Linked DNA regions of Mus musculus: region 1 is linked to region 2. The links are chromatin loops, found by intact Hi-C in ENCODE. Cell type or tissue: left cerebral cortex. All regions are shown on one strand. Each heading gives the region's core, and the rest is flanking DNA. Links, peaks and the distances in the headings are about the cores only. Region 1 holds the start of Drg1 (developmentally regulated GTP binding protein 1). Region 2 holds the start of Pik3ip1 (phosphoinositide-3-kinase interacting protein 1).

Region 1 (11,394 bases), core at 1,555-9,554, 64 kb after region 2:
ACGTGATCTTCAATGGGATAGAGTTTGGGATTAAAGGTATGTACCGAGGGCATGTCTGTATTCCAGCCAGAGGGATTAAAGGTGTGTGCTAAGTCTAGTGGTAACACCTAGAAACCTTTTTTGTTTTTTGTTTTTTTTTTTTTTTAAATAGCACAATCTTGGAGGCCCACAGTGGTCAAATATCCTGTAGCAAAAGCTAGTCTGTCTTGCTTGAACCAACAGCTCCAGGAAGAGAGACTAAAGATCCACTGTCCTTCAATGTCTGTACCAATAAACACAGTATCATCTGCCAAGGTCAGACTCTGGTCTCTTTCCTGTCTTTTGTCTCTTTTGTCTCTCTCTCTCTTTTTTTTCTCTGTATAGCTCTGGCTGTCCTGTAACTAACTCTGTAGACCAGGCTGGCCTCGAACTCAGAAATCTGCCTGCCTCTGCCTCCCTAGTGCTGAGATGAAAGGAGTGGGCTACCACGCCCGGACTCTTTTGTCTCTTTTACTCTGTGCTTTGACAACTAACAAAGGTCAACCTGGACTACAGGAGACCTCACCATGCACCTTACCCCTCAAAGACAAGCAGATGGTTCATTTGATAAAAGTGCTTTCTGCTGAAATCTGATGACATGAGTCCATCCTGGGTCTCACAGTGGAAGGAGAAAGAGTTGTCCTCTGATGTTCATCTTTGTACACACACACACACACACACACACACACACACACGAGAGACAGAGACAGAGAGACAGAGACAGAAAGAGAGAGAATTATTTAACGTTTATTTAATTTTATGCTTATGAATAGTTTGCCTGTGTATATCTCTGTACCTCATTTGTGCCTGATCTTCTCAGAGGCCAGAAGAGAACATTGGGCAGACCCCCCTGGCACTGGAGTTGGATTACAGATGGTTATGAGATGGTTCTTGGTTCTGGGAATCAAATTAGGATCCCCTACCATAGCTGCATGTGCTAGTAACTGCTGAACCATTGTTCCACCACACTAGATACTCCTGGCCCATCTTTTATAACAACAACAACAACAACAACATGATGTGCCATTGGGGAAGCAAAAGCCAGAGCCCCTACCCAGGAACTGCCAAGGAACACTTAAAAACTGTGAAGCATTAACCAGATAGATGCGATGAAGTATCCTGGTCAGAGAATGTGTTGTTGAGCACAAAACCAAGCCTGGACTACTTAGAAGATCTTGTCTCACAAAACCAAGCAAAACCCAAACCCAAGAACTACTCAAGACACCTTATACATCTAAAAAAAAAAAAAAGTCCAAAACCAAAAACCAACCAACCAAACAAACAAAAAAACCTAACAACTGTAGTTAGTTTCTAACAGTTAAAATCTCCTGGTAAGATGGCTGGTGGTGGTGCACACCTTTAATATCAGCACTCAGGAGGCAGAGAGGCAAGAGGGTCTCTGAGTTCGAGGCCAGTCTGGTGTATACAGAGTGAGTTCCAGGAAAGCTATACCCTTTTTGGAATGTTGGTCCTTTCCACCTCAGCCCCCAATCTCCTCGAAAGAAATGAGGCTTCTTTATTTTTCTGTTTTGTTTGTTTGTCTTTTTGGGACAGGGTTTCTCTGTGTAGCCCTGGCTGTCCTGGAACTCACTTTGTAGACCAGGCTGGCCTTGAACTCAGAAATCCACCTGCCTCTGCTTCCCAAGTGCTGGGATTAAAGGCATGTGCCACCACCGCCCGGCTTGTTTGTTTTTTGATGAGGTCAAATATAACATGGGCACCCTGCCAGCTCCTGATTCTCCTGCCTCCACCTCCCAAATACAGCTATGTCACCACATCTGACATTAGTATTTTATTTGAGGCAATCTGTCTTGGAACTCAACATGTAGCCCAGGCTACCTCCAATCCCACAACATCTGTCTGACTCCAAAGCTGAAGTTCAGGTGTGAGCTACCACACTGAGCGTCACACGTTTATTCTTGTTCTATGGCAACAGGATCTCCCTGTAACAAGTGGCTGACGCTGACTGGACCTAGGTTATGGCTGTAAAGAGCTGAATTTGCAGGTCCTATGGAGAGATTTGTTAAGGAGAACCCCCTTGCAGAGGTGACGCTTTGTTGCTGTCCCATATTCCATGAGCACCCTGGTTGGAAGGGCTGCTGATTTGATTTTATCTGTCTTTTAAGACTGATCTTTGATCACTCCCCTTTCCAGCTGGGCTTCCTGCCTCTTCTTCCCTTCTCCATTACTAATGGCGCTGGATCAAGTTACCTCATTATTCCTTAATTTATTTATGAAAAGGCTGAGGTTAAAGAAAAGAAGCAAAGCCCAGGTCCTTCAGGAACTTTCTGTAAAAGCGTTTGTTTCCCTTTCCCTCCCTACAACTAGATACAATTTCTCACTGTTACCCCTGGCAAGCTGGAATAGTTTTTATTTACAAACTTATATAAATAAACCCTTCTCTGGGTGGGGCAGAGGCCATCTGTATGGGTAAGCCTCTTCTGTCCATTCCCAGTGGATTAATCTATCAACACAAACTCACTTATACACAGCAAGCTTCTTTCAGAGAGCAAAACAGTGCTGGGCATGCTGACTACCTTTCCATAAAACACTTGAAGAAGAGAAGTCTTTTTAAAAAAGGTTTATTTATTACCAGGCAGTGGTAGCTCACGCCTTTAGTCCCAGCATTTGGGAGGCAGAGGCAGGTGAATTTCTGAGTTCAAGGCCAGCCTGATCTACAGAGTGAGTTCCAGGACAGCCAGGGCTACACAGAGAAACCCTGTCTCGAAAAAAACAAAACAAAACAAAACAAAAGGTTTATTTATTATATACACAGAGTTCTGCCTGCATATAAGAAGAGGGCACCAGATCTCATTATAGATGGTTGTTATCCACCATGTAGTTGCTGGGAATTGAACTCAGGACCTCTGGAAGATCAGTCAGTGACCTCAACCTCTGAATCATCTCTTCAGCCCAGGAGAAGTCTTTTTAAATTTTATCACTACACAGTAATTATGGGTGCATCAATCTTATATAAAATGGAAACACAGAAATATATGTGAGCCAGCGAGATGGCTCTGTGTGTAAAGGTGCCTCCTGACAAGCCTGAGGATCCAGCTTTGATCCCTGGGGTTCATACTGTCTTCTGATCTCCATATGAGCAACAGACCTCCAGAGTCAGGGAGTGTGGAGGGGGTTGTTAGAGAGATGGCTCAGCAATCAAGAGCACTGCCTGTTCTCCCAGAGAACCCAAGTTCAATTCCTATCACCCACATGGCAGCTCACATCGATCTCACACCAATGCACATAAATTATATTTGTATATATAATTTATACATAGAAAATATCCATAATTTTATGCATATAAATTATACATACCCTAAATAAAATGTATAATTTGTAAAAATTTAATGAGAAAGTAGAACCAATAGTAATAAGCTAAAAAAAAAAAAAAATCAGAAAACAGAGTATCCTAGCACTCAGGACTAAAGAGGCAGGCAAGATCTCTGAGTTCAAGGCCAGTCTGGTTTACAGAGTGAGTTCAGGATAGCCAGGGCTACACAGAGACTTGTCTAGAAAGAACAAAAACAAAAACTCAAAAGTAAAAGGTGGAGTGGTGATATACTCCTTCAACCTCAGCACTGAGTCAGTGGATCTGGGGGAGTTCCAAGCCAGCCTGGTCTACATAATTAATTTTAGATCATTCAAAGTTACACAGTTAGATAAAAGAAAGTATGCACCCGTGTCCAAAGCCCAATTAAACAATTACACAAAGCAAATGGTCGGTCCCTCTATGTCCCTCATCATCAGACCCATAAACAATTCTCCCCTCAGGGTTCAGGGGGATCCTCCCGATCTAAGTGTCATGAGTGAGTCCTCGGCATTACAGGAAAAACCTTCCTATGGGAACCATTCTTTTACCTCCCTTTTTCTTTTTTTCCCTTTTTTATTTTATTTTTTTCCCAGTTTTTCGAGATAGCTTTCTCTGCCTTGACTGTCCTGGAACTTGCTCTGAAGACCAGGCTGGCCTGGAACTGAACTCAGAGATCTACCTGTTTCTGCTTCCTGAGTACTGGGATCAAAGGCGTGCGCCTCTATCATCTGGTTTATCTACATTTCCTAGAATGTACTTTCTGGCATGGTGTGTGGTAGTCGAGGGTTGCCTTGAACACAGGAGATCCTTGGTCTCAGCACCACCAGGAGACACACTCCGGTACTTTTTTTTTTTTTTTTTTTTGAGACAGGGTTTCTCTGTATAGCCCTGGCTGTCCTAGAACTCACTCTGTAGAGCAGGCTGGCCTCGAAGTCAGAAATCCGCCTGCCTCCCAAGTGCTGGGATTAAAGGTGGGTACCACTACCCTATGCCTCTCTAAGTGTATTTCTAACAAACAGCCTAGAGAGTATAATGATAAAAGGCACAGTTCTATTTGTCCATCTGACAAATTCGGGACTCACTTCCAGTCACACTACGCTTTAGTGGCTGTAACCTTATTTTACACAATAAAAATGCTTTTATATTTATTTATGCATTCCCTTCTAATTTGTGCTAACATAATTTCCAACTTTTCAACATGATAGCTTCTCCAAGTAATGGCTCTCTCTGGAAGAGCTCATTCGATCCACTAACTGTGGCTCGTTGAGTGCCACACTCCTTCTTTAGGGTTCCTGGTAAACAAAGGATCCCTCAAAAATTGTGCCCCCCACCCCTCTGAGTCTCTCTACAACCCCCCACCCCTCTGAGTCTCTCTACAACCCAGGAAGCCGAGGTCTGTCCTGATGAAGAAAGGGAGCTTCCAAGTATCTGCGCGCACTCTGATGGTCGCCGGGTTTAGGTGCACGCTGGGCACGGGAGTCGAAGGGGCGAGCGCAGGTCCGGCGGGGTGGGGCCGAGCTGCGCGCGACCCTCGGCGCGCTCCGGGAAGTTGGCCCGAGCGACCGCTCTGGTCACCTCACTGCGGGCTCTATGACACCGCGCTGGCTGGCGGGACAGGGAGGAGTCGGCGGAGAAGGCGGAGACCGCCCATCTCCGAGAGCGTCGGCGCGGACTTCTCGCGGAACCGTGTCGCGAGCTTAGCAGATCCCGCGCTTGCGCGCTGCAGTGGTGGCCAGAGGCGCGGCGGGCGCGAGAAGGGGGACCTAACCAGTGTGGAGGCTGGTGTGGCCTTAAGCCCTCCGCCACCATGAGCGGGACCTTAGCGAAGATCGCGGAGATCGAAGCCGAGGTAAAAGGCGCAGCCGGCGCTTCTCTCCTGGCCCTTCTGCGGCGCTGCGGCTCCTCCGGTGTTGCGTCCGCGGCGTCAGGGCCTGGCTTCCACCCCTGTGCCACCAGCTGCCATCGCCCCCGTAGTCTAAACCTGCGCTGCCGCAGCCCCGTCCCCATGCAGCCCCTTCCCTCAGTTCCTCGGGCCTGGGCTTCTCAGCTCCCATCCGCCAGCTCCGTCTCTGCGCAACCTCCCACATCCCACACCCAGCACTTGCTCCGGTTTTCGGCGCATGTCTCGACATTATTTCTGTTTTTCTTGCTTTTTTCTCTGAGCCACACGACTTCTATATCCCAGACTCCGTGATCCGATCACGGGCTTTGAGGTCTTGTCCCGTTATTCCTTGCCCACTTGCCACTCACTGGTGGTCCCCTTTTACACGCCGTTGGTTGTGACGGTAAGATCTGGGAGTAAGTAGATTGTACCTGGATGGCGCGTCATCCCTGAGACCTTCAGGGCTTTTTAAAGTCCGTAATGTGACACCCTTCTTTTAGATTGGGTACCGTAGAAACGAATCAGCAGATGCATTTTAATTCCCTCTGTGGATAGAAATTCGAATGACCGTGGGTCCTTTCACGTTGGGTCTCGTTTGTTTCTTTTGTGGTGAAGAGAATGAACTGGAGAGGGGAGAGGGAATTCAGTTTATTTTTATGTTTCTGTGTGTGTGTGTTCAGCATTACTTAGGGGAATCGTTCTGTTCAGTCATGGTTTCTGGGATTGAGTTTAGGTCTTCCAAGTTTGGCAGCAAGTGCACTTGAGTGTGTCTATCTGGCCCTGGATTTTTTCCCTCTCTCCCTCCCTCTACCTCTCTCCTTTGTTTGGAGACAGGGTCTTGCTACATACTTCTGGATGTCAGGGATCCCATTGTGTAGATCACGCTGGCCTTGAACTCAGACAGATCTGCCTCTGCCTCCAGAGTGCTGACATTAGCCAGGCTTGGTTTTTCTTTTTAAAAAATACTTAGTTGCCTGTATCCTCTTCAGTCTGCAGTTTGCTGGATGCTCGTGAATATGAGCCATTTGGTCTTCCCCTGAAGCAGTATTTCAATAGACAGTTTGTTCACCTTCACCTCTATTGTGGGCGTCTAAGGATAAAAAATAATTCTTAGGTGGAGCTCAGGAGGCCGAGGCCAGTGGTACACTAATGAATTCAATGCCAACCTGGTTTACATAATAAGTTGTAGTACAGTTAGGACCACATAAAGAGACCCTGTGTTAAGAAAAATTAAAATGGTTACACTGACATTAGAAAGCCAAAACATATTCTCAGCTTCTGGGAGCATTCAGGACTTTTCCCCTGGAACGCTGCAGAGTTTATGGCTGTGATTCTTCCCTGATAGATGGCTCGGACTCAGAAGAACAAAGCCACAGCTCATCACCTTGGCCTGCTTAAGGCTCGCCTTGCTAAACTTCGAAGAGAACTCATCACTCCTAAAGGTGGCGGCGGCGGGGGGCCAGGAGAAGGTTTGTAGTTCCATGTAATATGTGTGAATATATAATATGTGTGTGTAAAATAATACAAATATCTAATGTGTGTATGTGTGTTATATATTCATATGCCCATAGACAATTTTTTTTTTGTTTGTGTACTTCTTATCCTGGAACTTAACTATAAAGTCTAGGCTAGCAGTGAACTCCACAGAGTCCATTTGCTCCCCAAGTGCTGGGCTTAAAAGTGCACACCACTGTGTCTGGCTTCCAAGAATGCATTTCTGTGTGTTTATGTGCATAGGAAGACCAGTCCTTTTTTTTTTTTTTAAATTGAGATAGGGTCTTACTTATCCTGAAACTCATCAGTTCAACTAGACTGGCGATCCATCAGTCTCTGGAGACCTGCCTATAATGCAGCAATGGGATCACGGGTGTGTGCTGCTGCTACAGGGCTTTTTTTACCTGTGGGTGTTGGGAATCCACAATTAGGTCCTCATGTTGTGTGGCAGGCACACTGATTACTGAGCCATCTCCTAGCCCAATTTTTTGTTTTTGTTTTTGTCTTTTGAGACAGTGTTTCTCTGTGTAGCCCTGGCTGTCCTGGAACTCACTCTGTAGACCAGGCTAGCCTCCAACTCAGATCTGCCTGCCTCTGCCTCCTAAGTGCTGGGATTAAAGGCGTGCGCCACCACATTAGGTGTAATTAATGTTTTGAGTTGGGTGGTGGTGGCTGGTAGTGAGAACTAGAGGGTAGAGGAAGAAGCCTGATATCAACTTCCAGTTTATGCATGCCCACTCAAACACACAATCTCAAAAGCTATGCACATACAGTACTCCGGAATGAGGCTGGCGGATTGCAAATTCCAGTCTTCCAAACTAGCCTAGGCTATGTAAGTATATCCCATTTCAAAAAATCTGGTCACACCATTCCCAGGGATCGGATAAAATCCAAACCAGAGATAAACACAGAGCCTCAAATCTGTATCTTGTTTTTTGTGGTTCTGTTTTGTTTGAGACACTCTCACTGTATAGACTAGGCTGACCTTAAACTCTCACAGTGCCATCTGCCTCTGCCTACAGAATGCTGGGATTAAAGGTGTATACCTCTAATTCTGGCTTTATTTTTTTGATATTGTTAATATTTTAAATTTATGTGTGGGCCAGGGATAGTGGTATATGCCTTTGATCCCAGCATGTAGGGGGCAGGACAGCCAGAGCTACATAGCTACCCTAACTCAAAAGAAATAATTAAAACAAAACAAAACAAAACAAAATAAAATAAATGTGTGAATATGTGGTTACTAATTGTATGTGCACCAGTGCTTTCAGAGCCCAGAAGGAGTAAAATCCCTTGGAACTGCATGTGTAGCTGCGCATGCTAAGAAATAAGCATGCATGCTTTGTGAAGAGCCATCTCCAACCCCTATGCTATTTTGTGTATGTGTTTTGCCTGTGTGTATCTTTGTATCACCTATGAAGCACCCCTGGAGGCCAGAAGAGCATACTGTATCCCTCAGGGACCCTGAGACTGCAGTTAGAGAAGCTTGCTAGCTGTGATGTGAGTGCTAGGGATTGAGTCTCGTCCTCTGCAAGAGCAATCAGTGCTCCAGCCCCAGGGTTTTATGTTTTTGAGAAAGGATCTTAGTCCAAGCTGGCCCCTAAATTTCTGCTTCCTCTGCTTTTTACCTTCCAAGTGCTGTGACTACAGGCTTGCTCTACTATGCCTCATAACCTTCAGCCCCTCCTCTTTCTCCTCCTTACTTCTCTTTCCTTTTCTCTTCTTTCTTTTTTTTTTTTTTTTTTTTTGAGATTGGTTTCTCTGTATCCCTGGCTGTTCTGAGATCCATCTGCCTCTGTCTCCTGAGTGCTGGGGCAAAGGCATATGTTGCCACTGCCTGGCAGATGAATTCTTTTGTAATCTTTGGGCCTTAAATATTATGCAAAATTGTTATAAATAAAGTGATAAAGGATTTCTTTGTTTTAGTACTGCATTACTATTGAATTGTGAATTTCATGCTTGAGCTGTATTTTAGAAGTTAGAAAACCAGACCAACAACAATATGAAAAGAATTAGGTGAAGTGTACTATACCCAAGGATAACATTTGTGTTTTTGATGTTTCTTACTGTTTTATAGGTTTTGATGTGGCCAAGACAGGTGATGCTCGAATTGGGTTTGTGGGTTTTCCATCTGTGGGGAAATCAACTCTGCTAAGTAACTTAGCAGGAGTGTATTCTGAAGTGGCAGCCTATGAATTCACTACATTGACCACAGTGCCTGGTGTCATCAGATATAAAGGTGCCAAGATCCAGGTGAGTAACATTTTTCAGGCCAAGAAAGGGAAGAAACCCATTGTTTTCATTCATTTAGGAAGTGCTTTATTAATAGCCCACAGTATGTCGGGACTGTCTTTTTATTTAGTAGGCCCTTCATCTCTTTAAGAGTTACTATACTTGCCAGGTGTGGTGGCGCACGCCTTTAATCCCAGCACTTGGGAGGCAGAGGCAGGCGGATTTCTGAGTTCGAGGTCAGCCTGGTCTACAGAGTGAGTTCCAGGATAGCCAGAGCTACACAGAGAAACCCTGTGGGAAAAAAAAAAGTTACTACACTTAACAAGAAAGTTATTAGAGTGAAATAGGACCCATGAAAATATATGAAAAAAAGGGTCTGCTTTTTGATCTGACATTGAGGGAAGATCATCTGAGACGGGGCTTTATATGCACAAAATGACTTGCAGAATTGAGTCTTTTTTAAGAAAAGGTCTTTTAAAAAAATTCTATTATTTATCTTTATTTTATGTTCATTGGTGTTTTGCCTGAAGTTATATCTGTGTGAAGCTGTAAGATCCCCTGGAAGAACAGCCAGTGTTCTTTAACTGCTGAGCTATTTCTCCAGCCCAAGAAAAGGTCTTATTATATAGTAAAGGTTAGCCTTGAACTCCCAGGTTTGTCCTTGCTGCAGCCTGTGAAGTACTAGAGTTAGAGGTGTGCTGACACTACACTTGGGTTGGCAGTGTCTTGACGTTAGTGTGTGTCATATCATAGTTTCTGTTGCTTGGATGGAACACCATAACCAGTTGGAGAGGAAAAGCATTTACTAGGTTTACACTTCCACATTGTAGCCCATCACTGAAGGAGGTCATGGGTGGGTACTGCTCACTAGCTCACTCTCCATGGTTTGCTCAGCCTGGTTGCTTTTTTATTTTAAATTATTTTAATTTTATTTACATGGGCATTTTGGCTGCATGTATGTCCGTGAGGTAGTTGGATCCCCTAGAACAGGAGTTATAGACAGTTGTGAGCTTTCATGTGGGTGTTGGTTAGAGTAGCCAGATGAGCCATCTCTCCAGCTTTCCAGCCTGCTTTCTTAGAAGCTAGGACCACCAGACCAGCTCCTTCATCAGTCACTAAGAAAATGCCTTACAGTTGGATCTTTGGAGGCATTTCCTTGACTGGGGTTTCTTCCTTTCAGATAATTCTAGGTTGTGTCCAGTTGGCCTAAGACTAGGCAGCACAACCAGAAAAGTGAAAATACATTCAATGTGGCTATCATGTGCTTTTTGTTTCGTTTTGTTTTTTTTTAAAAAGTTTTATTTTTATGTAGCTGTCTTCAGACACACCAGAAGAGGGCATCAGATCTCATTACAGATGGTTGTGAGCCACCATGTGGTTGCTGGGAATTGAACTCAGGACCTCTGGAAGAGCAGTCAGTGCTCTTCACCGCTGAGCCATCTCTCCAGCCCTACCACATGCTTTTTTTTTGTTTGTTTGTTTTTCGAGACAGGGTTTCTCTTTGTAGTCCTGGCTGTCCTGGAATTCTTTCTGTAGACCAGGCTGGCCTTGAACTCAGAAATCCGCCTGCCTCTGCCTCCCGAGTGCTGGGATTAAAGGCGTGCGCCACCACTGCCCAGCTCAGAACTCATGTTTTTGCTAGCCCTGGGAATTCCCACCCCACCACCCTGAGGTTATTGCAAGAGCTTTTGTTCTTGCTTCACTGTGGATTCTGGGGATCTGAACTCAAGTTCTCCTGTCTTTCTGTTTTTGAGACAGATTCTTTCTATGTAGCTCAACTGGCCTTGAGTTTGAGATTCTGCCTTTTCATCTGTTGTGGGAGCTACATCTGGCTTGATGTTAGTTTCTGTGAGTTTATTAAGATGGTATTTGCAGGGCTTCTGTGTTTCCTTTTCAAAGTCAGTAGATGTTTCAGGAGAGATACTTTGAAAAAGATCTGCATTCTAATTCTCAAGGTTTAATTTTATTATTAGATTTATTTATGTGTGTATTTTCTCACATGTGTGCCTGTGTACCACTTGAGTCACAAGAGGGTGTTGTGACCCCCTGGAAATGGAGTTACAGATGATTGTGAGCCACCTTTTGAGTGGTGAAAACTGAAGGAACCATGTCTTCTCAAAGAGCAAGTTCTCAGTGCTGTGCCATCTCTCCACCTGCTTAAGCTCTGTACTGTTACAATGTTCATATATGTGTTTCAGAATCCAGCATGTTCCTTAAATGTTCTTTACTCCTTTCTGTCCTAACTGTAGCTCTCAGTGCTTTTGTTCAGTACTTGTGTTAACTGGATTTCTAATGAAGAGCTGCCCTTCACCCATTTATTCAAGAATTTATATAAATGTTGGGTTGTGGATATTTTTTCATGTGTTATAATTCAGTGTTGTACATACTCATATTTTAACAGCTTTGACCATTAGAAAGTTTTTGTTTGCCAGGCAATGGTGGCGCACACCTTTAA
Region 2 (11,394 bases), core at 1,710-9,709:
ATTTGCTAAGGAAAGGGGTGGTCCCGAGGTGACAGGGAATCTGGTGACTTAGTGCCTTCCCCCACCCCCCACCCCATGTACCGGAAAGTTCACTCAAGGTCACGTGGCAGACCCATGACAGCCTAAAAGAGTAAAACTAAAAGAAAAATACCTGGCTTCTGCACGGGGCACCCGCTGAGCTTGGAATTGAGGGCAGCTAGATCAAGCTCCTGAAGGTCTGGAAACTGTCCTAAGATGGGAAGGCGGCCAAATGCTGTCCTGAGGCTGAGGAACATGGGAGAGTCTCAGCGCTCAGGCTGGGTCAGTGGACTGTACAGGCAGAGGAACTATACTGTTTTCTGCAGAGTTTCTAAATGAACAAGTGGGTGTCCCTGGACCTACAAATCATCGATGTTTCTGAGGACCACACCCTTAGTCGGGATGCTCCCACAGGTCCATGGTTCCCGACTCACAGGAAATCAGAGAAACCCATAAAGTAAAATCACCTGTTCATGCGAATGGTAGAGCTGGGATTGAAAGCAACAGAGCAGCCTGGCGTGGTGGTGCACACCTTTGCTCCCAGCACTTGGGAGACAGAGGTGGGCAGATTTCTGAGTTCGAGGCCAGCCTGGTCTACAGAGTGAGTTCCAGGACAGCCAGAGCTATAGAGAACCCAGTCTCAAAAAACCAAAAGGAAAAGAAAAGAAAAAGAAAGCAATACAGCACCAGCGTCCTTTTCAGAAACAGCAGGGCTGCAGTCACCATCCCTAACTCCCCAGCTGAGAGAGAAACTGAGGGCCAGAAAAGGTAAGTAGTCAAGTACTCACAGCCTATAGACAAGCACAGCAGCTGCTGTTAATGGATCACTCGCTGTGCGCCATGCACTCAAGCTAAGCAGCCACACACCTTCCCCCAACAGGAATGCTTCCGGTGGGTAACAAGCAGCAGCCTGCCCAGCCGGCCACGTAGAAGGCAGCTTGCTCCGCCGCCTATTCTCTCTTGCCTCAAGTTTCCTTATCTGAGAGCTGGAAAGAACTGCCATTCATCTGATAAGATCGATTGGAATCTAGCTCTCCTGAGGAGGAAGCAGGATTCAGACTGCAAGAAGCCAGGCTTGGTGATTTAACACTTTAATCCTAGCAACCAGGAGGCAGAGGCAGGCACTTCTCTGAATCCAATGCCAGACTGGTCTGTCTAGAGGGATCCATGACAGCCAGAGTTACAGGGTGACTGAGACCCTGTCTCCAACAAACACCAACATCAAACAACAACAACCACAATGAAGAGTTTGAGGCCATGTTCTCGATATATGAAGATTCCAAGGCCAGCCTAGTACATGAGACCCAGACTCAAACAGAAAATGAGGTTGGGGCAGGCCAAGCGTCGGAGCATAGCATAGCAGTAGGTGAGAACATGCCATGCTGAAGCAATGCCTCGCCTGCCCTTTTCCATCGACAATGTGGCTGACTCAATACCTCTAAGAACGCCTCGGGGTTAGAAAGTGATGGCTGAGAGGCTCTTCAACACATTTTAGATGTGGCTCCCAAAACTGGACAACGCAGCCCACTGTGCCACTTCCCTTACAGGAAGGCTTCTCCTGGCAGAGAAATAGCGCTGGTCCTTGGGGCTGGAACTCATACCCGGATTTTGTCTGAGAACACTCAGTGTTGTAACAATGGTTTTGATTCATGTCACTGATTATGACAGACTTGTCCCATGGGGCTGCAAGTTTGTCCTTGCTTCCCAAGCAGTCTCTTATACTTTCATATCTTGTAAGGAGTGGCAAATGGGTTTTCTTCTGTAATGATTTATTTTCTTCTCCCTACGCTAGAAGACACCCCACTGATGACATTTAAGCCCCAATATGAGACTTCAAGACCAGGGGCTAAGACCAGGGGCTAGGGACCTTTTTCAATAGTGGAATGTTTTGACACACAGTCTCACTCTGCCTTACAGATTGAGGTAACTCACCTCCTGCCTGCTGAGATTAAAGATGTTTTGCTTTTTTACTTTTTTTTTTTTTTTTTTTTTTTTTTTTTGTCTTTTTGAAACAGAGCCTCAGTTTCCAAACTTGTAAACCTCCTGCCTCAGTCTCCTGAGTTCTGGGATTAGAGTATGTATGAAGCAGGACACCTATCTTAGTAGCAAAATTTTAAAACTCAACAAAATGAATCTCTTTTCCTTCGGAGCATGATGACAAGGGCTCAGAAATCCCATTTTCCAAGAGGTTGAGACAGGAGGATTCCTTGCCCTGAGGGCCCAAGATCACCAGGCAGTGACTAAAACCAAATCTCTACTATTGAGCTGATTTTGATTCAATGCCTTACTTCCTTTTGAAAGACGCCAAGAAGCTGATGTGATATTGTTTTCATGTCTTCCTTAGCCCTATCCCGAGAGATCCAGGAGGAGAAAGGACCCACCTCTTGTAAGTGTAGCCCACGATAATGCCAGCTCCAATAGCGAGGATGATCACCATCATAGTAATGCCCAGCACGTAGCCTGCAAAGGACAGGACACCAGGTCCCATTAGCCACACCCTGGACAATCAGCCAATGATATCATCTGAGGAACCCCATCCCACGTAGCCATACCCAGAGTTCCTAGGTCTTTTTTTTCCTTGGAGTTCATCCTCACAAGCTGACTGATCCCGATCACTGGCTGCACCTCGGCTGCCTCACTCCTGGCTGGTAGGGCGTTAGCAGGAGGGAACACCTGTGCCTCTTTGTCACCTGGTGCACCAGACTTCTCTTCCAGCTCCATGGCAGAGGATGGCGGTGGTGCTTGGGAAGTGGTCTCTGGAGGTGAGGTGAGAAATAGCTCTCATCAAAGACTGTCCTAAGTGCATTCTACAGCCAAACCTGACAAGACTGTTGGGGATGTTTCGGGAAGGGTCTTCCCTAAAATGCTCCCCTAAACTGATATCAAATCCTGCCCCAGGCCAGGAGTGGTGGTGAACACCTGAATTAAGGAACATCTCTGTGAATCCCTGCCAGCCAAACAAGCCGGCCGCAAAATGAGATCCTATCACAAAAACAGAAAGGGGGAAAACAACTCCCCTGCCCCAGGGGCAAAATCAGGCCTGAAAGGGCTGCACGGATGCTGGGATATTACAAGGCAAATGTGAGGAAATGGTCTCAAGAAACAATAGCCTCTCTCTGGCCTCCCACTTGTCTGCTTCAGTCTTTGTGATCTTCCAACACCTTGCTGGGATTGCCACGCGGTTTCTCCAGAGACTGCACAGGTCTTCACAGCAGAAGACAATCCACACTGCGTACAAGATTCCTGCCAATCCCAGTGTTAAGTGCTTAACCTTGACCACCTCATCTAATCCTAGAGAACTATTTTAGTTTTCTGAAGTCTAAAAGCTTTGAATTCAAATCAGAACACACCCATTGCCTTTGGCAGGTGGTCAAACTTCTGGGTGACTCAGAGCCCTCACACAGCTTCTCCCCGGGGACTGTGAGCATGGGGCCTGGCTCACAGCATCCGCTACACAGTAAAGGCTGGCGGGGCGCTTGGCGGAACAGGCAGGCAAGCTGCCTCCCACCGTTGTTTACAAGCGCTCGCAGAGGATGAGCTCACTCCGAATGCTGCGGCGGCCAATGGGCTTTGAGCTCCGCTGCCTGGAGATAGCTCTGGCCAATCGGACGGCGCGGGGGTGGGGACGGGGCGGGACGGGCGTCGAGCGGCCGCACGTGCGCGGCGGGTGTAACCGCTGCAGCGCTGCTCGGCGCACAGGGCTGGAGTCCCTTACCCGTGGTCCCAGGGCGAGTACCTGGGCAACTCACGTCCTCGCAGGGCCGCTTTTCAGGGACGCCGGTCTCGCTGCTGATGTAGCACCAGGGCCCGCGCGGGTCCTGGTCCGGGTTCCGGCAGTAGTTGTGGTTGCCCGGGCCTGAGGTGGGGAGAAGAGGAGTCAAGGGCCGCGGCCGCCGCCCACCAACCCCGCCCGCCTCCCCGGCGGACACTCACTGGGCTCGGTGAGCGACTCGCGGCTGCCTTGCGCGGCCAACCAGTTGAGGCAGCGGAGACCCGGCGCGGGCGAGGGCTGGTCCTCCCGGTACAGGTGGCCGTTGTCCCAGAAGCAGCCTATGAGGAAGAGGAACCCGCCCGAGACTCTTAGTGCGTTTCTCTGGCCCCGCGGGAGAAAGCCCTGTGTACCTCAGAGTGTCACGCCCCTGGCGGCGTTTGGTCCACACACAACACTCGATTTAGCTTTCTTCTTCCTTCCCTTCCCTTCCCTTCCCTTCCCTTCCTTCCTTCCTTCCTTCCTTCCTTCCTTCCTTCCTTCCTTCCTTCCTTCCTTCCTTCCTTTTAAAAAAGCTTAAGATCGCTGCACAACTGCAAAGGGTTGTTATTCTTGGACTTGGGACCACTTTGAAGGTACAAGAAGGTCTTTCTCCCTAAGGTCTTTCTGTGGAGATGGTGAGTTTGGTTCTGGGCAGTCAGACATGGAAGTCATCCCAGTGTTGAGAAGTCAATGTTATATAAACTGGTGTTCCCTTCTCTACGAATACAGCCACTTTCTGCTAGTTTAACAGACACCGCCAGCTCCCAAGAGAATTCCACAAAAGCCTTTGATTCAGGGAAGCAAAAGATCCAATAGAGACCCCAGCTGAGGGTCTCTGCCTCATCTCTTAAGCTCCCACTCCCCTCAGCAGAGAGCCACGGGAGGAGGCTGGAGAGGGGAGGTTCGTGCGCCTGCCACACAAAGCAAACGGACTTTAAAAGGGTAAGACTCTGGGGAGTAGAAGAGACGAATTCCACTCCATCCACTCGTGTGAAAGGAAAGGGAAAGAGAAAGTGACTACTTGTCTTTGTTCTTAATGGCAAAGATGGAGCTGCAAGCCTCTGGCAAGGAAGGAGAGAGGAGAGAAGAATGCTTTCGTAGGATAACGAGAAAAGCAGCCAAAACCTTCCTTCCCTGTCGGCCTGACCACGTTTGGGGAATCTGTTTCATTTAAGTTGCTGCAGAAAGGGGGAGAAAACGTAATCTCACCTCCAGATCCATAGGCTTCTGCCAGAAGCATGTTGCTGAGAAGAAATGTGTGTACCCAAGCCAACAGCATCCTCGTCTCTTCGGCTCGCAGGTGACTCAACAGCCAGTGTCCAAATGGGGGGGGGGGGTCCTCCTTGGCAGCAGTTTTGTCTCCTTGCAGTCAGACTGGCCGGCCCCTGTTATGCTCTTCTGGTAAACAGCCTCTCTTTAGAACTGGGAGCTTCCCAGCTAGCTTGCTGCAGCCGAGGTGTTTTTCAGCTGAAAGGCGCCCCCTGGGTCCTAAGCCTCCTAGACCTTACCAGATCACTAACCCTGAGCCAAGAGAGGAACTCAGCCAAGCCGAGAGTGGCAGAGAGGTTTTGCTTAGCAGCAGCTCCGCGTGAGACCTGCACAACTGCATGCCCAGGGCTTTTCTTCCTTTTCCACCAGTGTGAGTACAGAGTCACTGTGTCAGAAGGCATCGTGGAGTGGGGTGGATTAGGAGCCCCAAAAGCACTACACAGTTGTAAGAGCGGATGCTGATTGCAGAAGCAGGAAGAATTTAAGACCACATAGACAGCACAACTAAGAATTATCTGTCTGGAAGCAATATATTTAAATTGTACTTTGCTAGGGCCAGTTCAGTCACATTCCTTTACTAACATTTGAGGTTTGGGTTATCCATATATAGTAGGAACACAGAAAGGGTATCATTAGCTGAAAATACATGTTACACAAACATTGAATTCCTTTAGCTATATTGTAAAGTCCACCCTTTTTACCAGCCCAGAAGTAAAATGTCTTCCTTCCAACTCCCCTCAAGCAGTATATAGGAAATCTAGTTGCAATAATTTGTGTCTACAGTTAAACCACATCCACATAACTTAGGGCTTTTGGAGTTTCTATTTGGCTGGCAGTTGAAGTTCCCAAGCAGCCTCAGTAAACTGAGAGAACAGGGTGGTTTGCCAAGACTACCTTGTGACTGGGGCAAATCCAAGAATAGAAACTCTGTTTTGATCTTGCCACAATGTAGGGAGGAAAAAAATAACACTATGAAGTAAGTTTTATAGACTTTATCATAGTGGAAAGCTAATGTGATTCTAACTATGAGAAGTGATTGAACCCTGATGTGTCTTTTAAGAAGAAAAGGGTTATTTTTATTTGTGGGTTTATCTGTGTCTGTACTCAGGCCATAGGAAAACTTCAGGGCCTCAAGAACTGGGGTTATAGGCAGTTGTCGACCATGGGAGGTAGCTGAAGTAGGCAGTGGAACTCGGGTCAGCTCTTCTTGAAGAGCAGCAAGTACTCCTAGTCTCTGAACCATGTCCCCAAACCACCTGACATGCCTTTTAAAACCATTGTCCGGACTGGGGAGGTGGCTCATTAGTTACGAGCACTTGTTGCTCTTGCGGAGCACTTAGTTCAGTTCCCAGCACTTAGCATAAGGCCATCTGTGTCCAGATCCAGAATATGGACTCCCTCCTCTGATACTCAGTCATGCACATACACATATGCTGGCAAAACACACATATAAACACCGCCCCCCAAAGAGTGCGTGTGTGTGCGTGTGGGGGTGGGGTTGGGGAGGGGTGGGGGGGTGTGCATGTGGTGTGTATATATGTGTGTGGTATGTGTGTGTGTAGGGTCAGATCACATGGTGTGTGCCCATGTGTGTAAATAAGGAAGTCAGAACAGGATGCCCAGTGTCTTACTACCTTGAAACAGGTTCTCTTACTGGACCAAAAGTGTGACCTTTAAGCTGGGCTGCTGGCTCCTGGCTACATTCTCCAGTTGTGGGGACCCTGTCTATGCTCTCCAGTGCTGGGTTTTAGGTACACATAACCATGTCTGGCTTTTAATGTGTGCGCTAAAGATTTGAGCTCAGATCTCATAGGTGCAGAGCCTTGTCCTTTTAAAACACCTCAGTTGACATGTCAGAACCCTTTTGTTGATCCCTAATGCAACATTCTGAGTAGGGGAGTACAAGTCTGGAATCCCAGCTCTGGAGTCGGAGACAGGAGGGTCAGAAGTTCAAGGTCATCCTTGGGCATGTACAGAGGACGTTTGAAGCCAGCACTGGCTACACGAGGCACTGTGCCAAAAAAATATTTTTTTAAAGTTTGGTAAATGTTTTTGTTAATTTTACAAATATTTAATTTTGAAAACCTCCATATTAGCTGGTATTTTTAGATACTGGGACTTCATTGTGTGAACAAAAATATTTGAATTTGTACTCTTATGAAGCTTAAATTCTGGATGGGAGAGGCATGATATTTAAAACATCAGCATTATCACAGAAAAGAAAGTGATACAAGGCAAGAGAGAGACAAATGGAGTGTGTTTAGCTGGATAGAGAACGTATACAAGCTGGGTGCATGCCCATCATAGGAAGGTGAGGCAGGAGGGCTGTTTTCCACACTAGATGGTGGCATGAGTCTGGGGGAGAGAGTCACATGCAATAGCCAGCTTTACTCAGAACATCAGAAGAATCACATGAGTAAGGTGTTCAATCACAAGGACAAGCCACAAGCCACAAAAACACGTTTTTCTATAGAGGCACATGAACAACAGCAGCTGAAATAAATTCACTTCTATTTGCTATTCTGGGAGGAACCCCAGAGATCTGACGCCCTCTTCTGGCTCCACAGGTACCAGCACTCACATACACAGAAATAAAAATACAATAATTAAGAATGAATCTTACCAATAAACAACGTGGGACTAAGTACGTAGCTCAGTGACAGAACAGTTACCTAGCACGCACAGGGCTGTGAGTTCCATCAACAGGACTGAAAAATCCAAAACTATACATCAAGCATATGTGACATGGAAGCCCATACTTTTAAAGAGATTGCCTTATAATTTGTAATTTTGACTAAAATATTTCTTTAACAAATAATTCATAAAACTATTGCCTGCACTTTTTTGTTTGGTTTGTTTTGGCAGTAATATTTTATTATTTTTTAAAGATTTATTTATTATATGTAAGTACACTGTAGCTGTCTTCAGACACCCCAGAAGAGGGCATCAGATCTCATTATGGATGGTTGTGAGCCACCATGTGGTTGCCGGGAATTGAACTCGGGACCTTCGGAAGAGCAGTCAGTGCTCTTAACCACTGAGCCATCTCTCCAGCCCAAGATTGGTCTTGTACTGAGAGATTTGCCTGTTCTGTCTCCGGAGTGGTAGGATCAAAGGTATGTGCCACCCACCACACCTGGTGATGGCAGTTTTTGAAAAAGAAAAATTAAGACCACGGCAACAGGTTATAGAGTGGCCAGGAAAGTCTTGGTTTTCAGTTACTTAAGGCCATTAGTCAGTTTATAAGTCTTTTGGGCCAAAGTATTTTCACTTTAGTGTTAGGCCCTCACATCCCTCTCTGGATTGCTAAGAGACTGACCTAGACTTGCCTGCAGGATGGGATGGATAACCTAACTATCTCTGCAGAAATCTGATCACCCAGTATATTCCAAAGAATGGTTTGCCACGGAACAGTAATAAATGTTGTATCTAACATTGGGAGACATTCACGAGACAGCTGCTGTTCTTAGTGCATTCTATACCCTGTCTCTAAAGTCATTCAGAAACTGTGTAGACATACCTCCTTGTACAATGAATCAGTCGTACAGAAGTTAAGCAGTTTGCTAAAACCCATAAGGATATGTGGAAGAGGAGGGCTTCTGTAAAATGAAGATGATGATAAATCGTTCACAGGATGACTGTAAAGAATATCTTATACTTGACTGTTATGGTGGTATATACCTGTGTCTCAGCACTTGGAGGGCAGAGTCGGGAGTATTGCTGCAAGTTCAGGGCCAGCCTGTTTTATATAGTGAGTTCAGGCCACCCAGGGCTTGAGTGAGAACCTATCTTAAAAAATAAATGTATAACTGAATTATGAAACATTGAATTATTGTCGTCATCTCTGTTTTCAAAGCACTGCACTAGTACTAAAGGTAGAATAAGAAAGCTGTGCTTCTTTGAGGCTCCAATGCAAAGTGGAGAAAGCAGAAGGACAAATATGGAGGACCTGTTTACATGTAGGAATTACTGGAAGCCTGGCATTGTCGCAGATGCCTGTAATTATACCAGTAGGAGGCTGGGGCAAGAGGATCCTTAAGTTTGAGACTGTCTTGGGCTCAGTGAGATGTTGTCCAAAACAAAACCAGAAGAGATGGGGAGCAAGGGAGAGGTTGAGAGAAAGAAAAAGCTGGCAAGATGGCTCAGTGGGCCAGGATAATTGTGCAGGCATGAGGCCAGCGAGGACACTGGGTGTCTTGTCACTCTCTGGCACTGTATGTTTACCTTAGGGCATGATAGCAGTCTGAGGCAGTGGCTTGTTATGGTTGTCACAGGCTTCAGGTATTGGGGTGTCCTTAACAGTTGCCTGTGGCCAGTGTTACAGATCTAATCCTGGGGTCTGAGACTAAAGTGCTCCCTGGAATTATTGTTACTCACACATGTATGCACACACACCTGTGGGTGCCCTACGCCCACCTGGCTTTCATTCAGGTCCTCTTGAATATTAGACAAGGACTCTATTAATACATCTCCAGCTCCCTTTCATGTTTTCTTTCTCTCTTCTCTCTCTCTCTCAATCTTTCTTTTTGTTTTTTTGTTTTTTTTTTTTTGTTTGTTTTTTTTTTTTTGTTTTTTTGCTTTTTCGAGACAGGCTTTCTCTGTGTAGCCCTGGCTGTCCTGGAACTCACTCTGTAGACCAGGCTGGCCTCAAACTCAGAAATCTGCCTGCCTCTGCCTCCTGAGTGCTGGGATTAAAGGCTTGTGCCACCACGCACAGCCCCTCTCACTTTCTAGATAGTCTTTCTGTGTATAAAAGTTTTAAATCTTGTTGAACTGCAGTTCTGTTTTAAGCAGTTTTAATTCAATTGTGGAAAATTAACAGTCCATAAATCTACTTATTTTTAGACTGTTTAGTTTTGTTCATTGAGTTACACACATCCTCTATACCAGTATCATATAATTTTATTTAGGTTTGTAAATGTTCTTTTTGACTCTACTCTTTATAGTAGTGATTCTAACTGTCACCCAGGCTGACTTCAAACTTCTGATTCACCCCACCCTATCCCCAACACATCCCTGGATTTCTTTCCTGTCTTTATTGAGTTCTCTTTTCTCTTTGAGCAACACAGAGAATGTGCATCTCAGTGTTTTTTTCCATAGACAGTTTTGAGTTCCTTTTCATCTTCTGAAAAATCAAGTTGACATTTCTTTTTAGGTTCTGTGCCCATGTCAGTAAAGTTCTTGATACATAACTATTTGTAACATAGCTATTTAGTCTTGGGTTTTGTTGTGGTGGTGGTTGTTGTTTTGTTTTCATTGTTTTTTTGTTTATTTGTTTGGTTGGTTGGTTTTTCGAGACAGGGTTTCTCTGTGTAGCCCTGGCTGTCCTGGAACTCACTCTGTAGACCAGGCTGGCCTTGAACTCAGAAATCCGTCTGCCTCTGCCTCCCGAGTGCTGGGATTAAAGGCTTGAGCCACCACTGTCCAGCTAACTATCTAGTCTTTGTGCCTACTGAAGTTAGTATGGACTAAATGAATTGACATTTATTTATAAGATTTTATTTTATGTATGAGTACACTGTCACTATCCTCATCTCCTCCTCTTCCTCATCCTCCTCCTTCCTCTTCTTTTTAGGATTTATTTATTTTATTTATATGAGAACACTGTACTGTCTTCAGACACACCAGAAGAGATCATAGGATCCCCATCACAGATGGCTGTGAGCCACCATGTGGTTGCTGGGAATTGAACTCAAGATCTCTGGAAGAGCAACCAGTGCTCTTAACCACTGAGACATCTCTCCAGCCCCTTTTGGAAATGTTATTATACCTAACATTCTCTCTCTGTCTGTGTTGGGGGGTTCACAGTACACTTGTGTACACATTTCTGTATGTGTGTAAAATATACTGTAAATTGAAGTTAAAACCTGTTAAATGCTAGGCAAGTGCTCTACCACTGAGCTATCTGTAGAGTCAGTGCTGTCTGGCCTCACATTGTTTGTTGTTGGGGACTGGAGAAGTTGAGACAAGGTCTTGCTTTGTAGCCTTTACTGGTCTGAAACTTGATATGTAGACCAGGCTGGCCTTGAACTCATAGAGATCTGCCTGCTTCTGCATTCTGAGTGCTGAGATAAAAGGCATGTGGTATCATGCTTACCTTTTTCTTTTAAAAAATGATATGTCTGCCTGCCTGAGTTTATATGCACCACATCCATTTAAGTGCCTGTGGAGGCCAGAAGAGGGTGCTGAATCCAGAGTTAAAGCTGGTTGTGAGCCATCCGATGTGAGTGTTCAGATCAAACTCAAGTCCTCTGAATGAGCAGCAAGTGCATTGAAGCACCAAGCATCTCCCCAGCCCTGGTTATATTCTTTTTTGTTGTTGTTTTTGTTTTTTGAGACAGGGTTTCTCTGTGTAG

What was found. Hi-C counts contacts between places; a loop is a spot of excess contacts. Peaks named below come from ENCODE experiments on the same cell type or tissue, not always from the same donor. Only the 100,000 strongest peaks of a DNase experiment are listed, where the experiment ranks them.
Region 1: a loop joins it to region 2, with 4 times the contacts of the local background. A loop is called at or near these places in 2 of 42 quality-filtered maps.

Annotation. Positions count from the first base shown.
Region 1 is chr11:3,260,055-3,271,448 of GRCm38, reverse strand. Drg1 (developmentally regulated GTP binding protein 1) reads left to right here and starts at 4,986. Exons shown (of 9, transcript NM_007879.2): 1 at 4,986-5,180; 2 at 6,559-6,682; 3 at 8,785-8,960. The coding sequence starts at 5,139. In left cerebral cortex, for the core only: a CTCF peak has its summit at 4,962; DNase peaks (open chromatin) are centred at 4,201, 4,982 and 5,591; H3K4me3 peaks cover 2,330 bases; H3K27ac peaks cover 1,442 bases.
Region 2 is chr11:3,324,589-3,335,982 of GRCm38, reverse strand. Pik3ip1 (phosphoinositide-3-kinase interacting protein 1) reads right to left here and starts at 5,252. Exons shown (of 6, transcript NM_178149.4): 1 at 4,979-5,252; 2 at 3,952-4,068; 3 at 3,755-3,874; 4 at 2,571-2,774; 5 at 2,400-2,478. The coding sequence starts at 5,048. Gm12592 (predicted gene 12592) reads left to right here and starts at 4,793. Exons shown (of 2, transcript NR_165248.1): 1 at 4,793-5,069. In left cerebral cortex, for the core only: CTCF peaks have their summits at 4,137, 5,244 and 7,577 (motif pointing left); DNase peaks (open chromatin) are centred at 4,486, 4,734, 5,260, 5,912 and 2 more places; H3K4me3 peaks cover 2,822 bases; H3K27ac peaks cover 3,477 bases.